Linked DNA regions of Homo sapiens: region 1 is linked to region 2. Evidence: chromatin loops called from intact Hi-C (ENCODE). Cell type or tissue: dorsolateral prefrontal cortex. All regions are shown on one strand. Links, peaks and the distances in the headings refer to the core of each region. The heading gives the core; the rest is flanking DNA. Region 1 overlaps SIPA1L1 (signal induced proliferation associated 1 like 1). Region 2 overlaps SIPA1L1 (signal induced proliferation associated 1 like 1).

The links. A loop is a pair of places that touch in the nucleus more often than their neighbours do. Peaks named below come from ENCODE experiments on the same cell type or tissue, not always from the same donor. Only the 100,000 strongest peaks of a DNase experiment are listed, where the experiment ranks them.
Region 1: it touches region 2 in a loop (2.0-fold over the local background); 4 of 110 quality-filtered maps call a loop at or near these places.

Annotation. Positions count from the first base shown.
Region 1 is chr14:71,538,651-71,541,567 of GRCh38, reverse strand. The region is part of intron 4 of SIPA1L1 (signal induced proliferation associated 1 like 1); the gene reads right to left. Among named protein-coding and RNA genes, the nearest start is that of SNORD56B, 140 kb to the right of the region's middle. In dorsolateral prefrontal cortex, for the core only: no CTCF peak of the experiment used is centred there; a DNase peak (open chromatin) is centred at 1,587; H3K4me3 peaks cover 1,124 bases; H3K27ac peaks cover 2,500 bases.
Region 2 is chr14:71,463,456-71,466,372 of GRCh38, reverse strand. The region is part of intron 2 of SIPA1L1 (signal induced proliferation associated 1 like 1); the gene reads right to left. Among named protein-coding and RNA genes, the nearest start is that of SNORD56B, 67 kb to the right of the region's middle. In dorsolateral prefrontal cortex, for the core only: no CTCF peak of the experiment used is centred there; no DNase peak of the experiment used is centred there; H3K27ac peaks cover 393 bases.

The DNA.
Region 1 (2,917 bases), core at 185-2,684, 75 kb before region 2:
GTGGTCTCAAACTCCTGGGCTCAAGCAATCCTCTCACCTTGGCCTCCCAAAGTGCTGGGGGATTATAGGCATGAGCTGCCGCTTCTGGCTGAGATTAACTTTTATAGAAAGAAACATGCACTGGCCCATCTGTTTCCTGCTCTTTGAATGACTTGTTTTGCTACTTTTAACAAGTAACTATGCATTTGGGTCTTTATTTACTTATCCTTAAAGAGGAATTGTTATAGATATAATAAACATTAGAATCCTTACATTAGTCAATTATTCTAAAAATGAAACATGCCCTCTTGGTTAATGTACTCATCCATAGGCAGAACTTAACATTTAATAAATGATCCAATAAAGGAACTAACTTAACCTCACATGGAGCAGCAAATTATTCTCACCAGAAGGAGAGAGAAAAAATTATCTTCCATATAGCATAAATAAGTTCTTCTTCTTTTTTTTTTTAAAGATGGAGTTTCGCTCTGTCACCCAGGCTGGAGAATCTTGGCTCACTGCAACCTCCACCTCCCGAGTTCAAGCAATTCTCCTGCTTCAGCCTCCTGAGTAGCTGAGACTACAGGTGTGTGCCACCACGTCTGGCTAATTTTTTTTCTTTTTAGTAGAGTTGGGGTTTCACCATGTTGGCCAGGCTGGTCTCAAACTCCTGACCTCAGGCAATCCGCCTACTTGGACCTCCCAAAGTGCTGGGATTACAGGCCTGAGCCACCCTGCCCAGCCAGCATGAATAAGTTCTGATTAATGCGTTACAGCTTGGCTTTCTTTTCACTGTATATTTGAGTACTTTTTTAAAACACTACATGATTTTGCCCTAATTTCAAACAATGTCATGTCTAAATAACCATCTCTCTTGGAGGAGGAAAATTCTGTTCTAACAAGAGTCAGAATGTTTTCAGCAGTGAAACTGCTTCCCTTGTCACTGTATTCTTTTTCTCATTCAGCAAAGACATCACTTCCAAGACAAATGACACAACCTTTTTTTTGTTTGTCCTAGCTATAACACAGCACTTTTTATTTAGTTTTAAAATTTTTTAAATTTTATTTTTCGTAGAGATGCGGTCTTGCTATATTGCCCAGGCTGCTCTTGAGCTCCTGGCTTCAAACAATTCTCCCACCTCAGCCTCCCAAGGTGCTGGGATTACAGACATGAGCCACCACCAGGCTTAGCTGTACTTTAAAAAATCCAAAATTCCTAAAAACAAATTCTGTGAATCAGTTCTATCAGCCTTTGATGGTATTTTGATTTCAGTATGCACTGGAAATGAAGGAATGGACATGAATTCAGAAATGTCCCTCTAATCATGCAGTCTCACAACAGAGGCAGGATCAGCCCCGCTCTTCCCCTCAGAGGAACTAGCTGCTGACAGCAAGTGATTAGTGTTCTGAAACAATTCCAAGGGGCTTGTCAATGTAAACTATCGGCTGCTATAAGAAATGTCAAATCTCCATGATAAGGTATTTTTAGAGCTCCCCACCAGAGTCAACACAGGTTTACTATAAAATGCGAGAGAGCATTTCTGATGAGGAGTTGCTGCCAGTGCCGAAGCATTTCTCAGCCTGCTTCCAAATGTGGATGGCATCGTCCCACTGGATGAGGCGCCTGCTCAGATAATGTCTTGCACAGAGGCAGGCAGCTTCTCTTCACCCTTAGGGTGTTGCTGACAATATAGACAATAGTTCTGCTTTCTAGCTACAGTAATAGATTTAATTACTTGGCTATTTTGGGAGATCGAGGAAGGAAATGCCCCCCTCCCCAACTCTTCCTGCACATTATATTTCCTGTAGTCCAGGTCACACATCTCTCCATGGGAAGAGCTCTTCAAATCAACATATACAAATTGAAAAGCCTGAGGGCAATGAGTTAAATCACAAAACAAAAAGCATTATTCTATATAAAAGCTCGACAAAGGCTACAAAATCCATCTGTCAGAGAAACAGTCCTCTCTGAATAAGAAGTTAGATTCAGACTCTCTGGTCAGTTATTTCTCATGTGGCCAAGAACTTCATGGTCACTGCCAAAAGAAATTTACTGCCATACATAAAGGGCAGTGATTCTTCAACTTCTAAATATTATGAAATACCAGCAACTCATTTTAATGCAATATATGTCATATTTGTTCAATGTGCAAATAGTTTTCCATTGGAAAAGTTCCAAGCTGGCCTAATCGAGAAGTAGCTATTCTCTGGAAACAGTATTGTCAAAAGCAGCCATTTCACCAATGGAGATCATGTAGTGAATAGAGAATATTTACACTAGGCCACACAAGCAAAGAGTAATATAGTAAAGACAATATTCTCCTCCATTTCTGACACTTCTACAGCTTATGAGAGAGTGTTTTTATATTCATTATCTCATTTTGGAAAACGGGCCAAGGAGCAGGAAGGACTGTAGAGAGCATCCTTGAATGGAGTGTGCACTGACTGTCCTCCAAACAGACCACATGGCTTTATAAAGGTCACAGGAAAAACAATGCGGCTCTCTGCTCTTGGAGGAAAAAACGAAGGAAATCAAAATGAGTGCATCTTCCCTTGTGCTGAAAAACAGTTGAGAAATACTAAGAAGCTACTTTGTAGACCACTGTGTTCTCCCAGATTTGAAAGCAACCCTGTATGACTGCAGTTAATGATGTGCACATTTAATAAACACCATCAAAACAAACAAACAAAAAACAGTCTGAAGAACAGACTGTAACTACTTAAGAAATCAGATTTTCTTTGTTTCTTTCTCTCCTTTTTCCTTTCTTCAGTCATTTATCAAGCACTGCAACAGAAATGGGACTACTTTGCCGTCTTGTATCCAGCAAACACCAGAAAACAGACACAAACTCCAAAAAGCACCATGACCCTGCATTTATCAAGCACTGCAACAGAAATGGGACTACTTTGCCGTCTTGTATCCAGCAAACACCAGAAA
Region 2 (2,917 bases), core at 121-2,620:
TGCAATCCGCCTGTCTTCAAGTGAGTCTCCCAGTAGTCCTCACTGTGTTCGTTTGCTCTGCCAAAAATAAACAACAGCCTCTCCCCTAGTAAACAGCAGGTAGGAATGGGTTTAATCATAAATTCTAGTGGATGGCAGTCCAGTAACAAAGCAGAGCTCTCTTTGGTGGTAGCATTAGCTTCTTTCTGCCCTGCTCAAAACACCCCTAAAGTACACTGACTTGGACATGATCTCATTCAATATATGAAGCCCTGTGATGGTTAATACTGAGTGTCAACTTGATTGGATTGAAGGATGTGAAGTATTGATCCTGGGTGTGTCTGTGAGGGTGCTGCCAAAAAAGATTAACATTTGAGTCAGTGGGCTACGGAAGGCAGGCCCACCTTTAATCTGGTGGGCACAATCTAATCAGCTGTCAGTGAATATAAGCAGGCAGAAGAATGTGAAAAGGCGAGACTGGCCTAGCCTCCCAGCCTACATCTTTCTCCCATGCTGGATGCTTCCTGCCCTTGAACTTTGGACTCCAACTTCTTCAGTTTTGGGACTCGGACTGGCTCTCCTTGCTCCTCAAGCTTGCAGACAGCCTATTGTGGAAACTTGTGATCGTGTAAGTTAATACTTAATAAACTCCCCTTAGTTCTGTCCCTCTAGAGAACCCTAATACAGATTTTGGTACCAAGAGTGGTTCTAAAGAAACAGAATGTTAAGGATGGAGTTCTTTCATTGGTTTCGGGGTTTCTGGAGTTGGCTGCTTAATAAGAAAATGCTAAGGACTCTACTTCTAATAGTACAGATAACACTGAGAGTCCTTGGCACGAACTGTTTAGAGTTATGCAAAATAAATGCATTTGACACTACTGATTCACCACTGTGAGCAGCAAGGAGTTTGGTGACTACATAATACCATATGTGGAGAACCAAGGAACATAATGAAGCTGGTTGGTTGCTCCTAAGTTCAGTGGACAAAGTGATGAAGGAAAATGATGAATTCAGGGATTCTGTCTCCTGGCTTCAGAAGCACATACTGAGCCTCAAATCTGCTAAGATTGCCCTGAGTGAGAGTCTTATCTGCTGTAGAGAAAGAGCTGAAATTGTGGAAAACAGACACAAGCTCTTATCATGTAAATGGCTGACCTGCAACAAAAGTTGCATACACATCCTCATCAGGTGTCTACCATTACAGTCAGGGCACTGATTGGAAAAGAATGGGACCCTGCAACTTGGAATGGGGACACTAAGTTTGTGAACTCTGAGGAAGCTTTTTTGCCAGAAGCAACAGCTTCCCCATCTCCAGTAGCGGCAACATCCCCACCTGGACCCATGCTGCCATCAGCCTTTCCACCCTTGTCTGAGGAGATAAACCCTGAGTGGCCTGAGGCAACAGTGATAGCCTCCCCTAAGGCAGTTGCCAGGAAAAATAATGTTGATTCTCCTCAGGAGTCACCCTCAACACCCCTGTTTGCTTCTAGACCTATAACTAAAGTCCCGGCGGGCCCCTAGAAGTGAGGTTGAGAGTGTGACCCATGACGGGGTGCGCTACACTTGAAAAGAACTGTTTTGAGTTTTCTAATTTATATCAACAGAAATCTGGAGAACAGCCATGGGAATGGATATTAAGAGTAAGGAATAATAGTGGAAGGAACATAGAGTTGGATCAAGCCGAATTTAATGAATTGGGCCCACTAAGTAGGGACTCTGTTTGTTTTTTTTGTTTTGTTTTGTTTTGTTTTTTGAGATGGAGTCTCCCTCTGTCACCCAGGCTGGAGTGCAGTGGCATGATTTGGGCTCACTGCAACCTCCGCCTCCTGGGTTCAAGAGATTCTCCTGCCTTAGCCTCCTAAGTAGCTGGGATTCCAGACGTGTGCCACCAGGCCGGGCTAATTTTTGTATTTTTAGAAGAGACAGGGTCTCATCATGTTGGTCAGGCTGGTCTCGAAGTCCTGATCTTGTGATCCGCCCACCTCGGCGACCCAAAGTGCTGGGATTACAGGCGTGAGCTGCCATGCCTGGCCGGGACTCTGCTTTTAATGTTGCAGCTCGGGGAGTTAAGAAAGGTTCTAATAGTTTATTTGCTTGGTTACCTGAAATATGGATTAAAAGGTGGCCCACTGTGAGCAACCTGGAAATGCCTGATCTCCCTTGGTTTGATGTAGAGGAAGGGATCCAAAAGCTTAAGGAGATTGGGGTGGTGGAGTGGATTAGTCCCTTTAGACCTACTCATCACAGCTGGGAAGGTCCAGAAGATATACCCTTGACCAATGCCTTGTGAAACAGATTGCTGAGGGCAGCACCTGCATCTGTGAAAAGCACTGTAATTGCTCTTCTCTGTATGTCAGATCTCATGGTGGGAAGCACAGTCACTCAACTACTAAATTTAACTACAATGGGAATAATTGGATTGCAAAGTTGCAGGGGCCAACTAAGTGGCAGCACTCAACCATCAAAGGCAAGTGGGCATAGCTACCACAATGGGCAGCAGAGGCAAAGTGGCAATCAGAATAATCTGACTCCTGTAGAGCTCTGGCATTTGCTAATTAATCATGGTGTTCCTAGAAGTGAAACTGATAGGAAGCCTAATGCATTTCTACTTAATTTATATCAGCAGAAAACTTCTAGGTCAAATGGACAAAATACTAAGTTGAATTCTAAAAATAGAGAATCATGGCCCCTCAATCAATTTCCGGACTTGAGCCAGTTTACAGATCCAGAACCCCTTGAATGAAGGGGAGGCCGGGTCCCCTTGAGGAAGGATCCCACTACATTACCAACAATTTATGCAGTGAATCTTTCTCCCATCCTTCCCCAAGACCTCTGGCCTTTTACCAGGGTAACTGTGCACTGGGGAAAGGGAAATGATCAGACATTTCAGGGACTACAGGATACTGGCTCTGAGCTGATGCTGATTCCAGGGGACCCA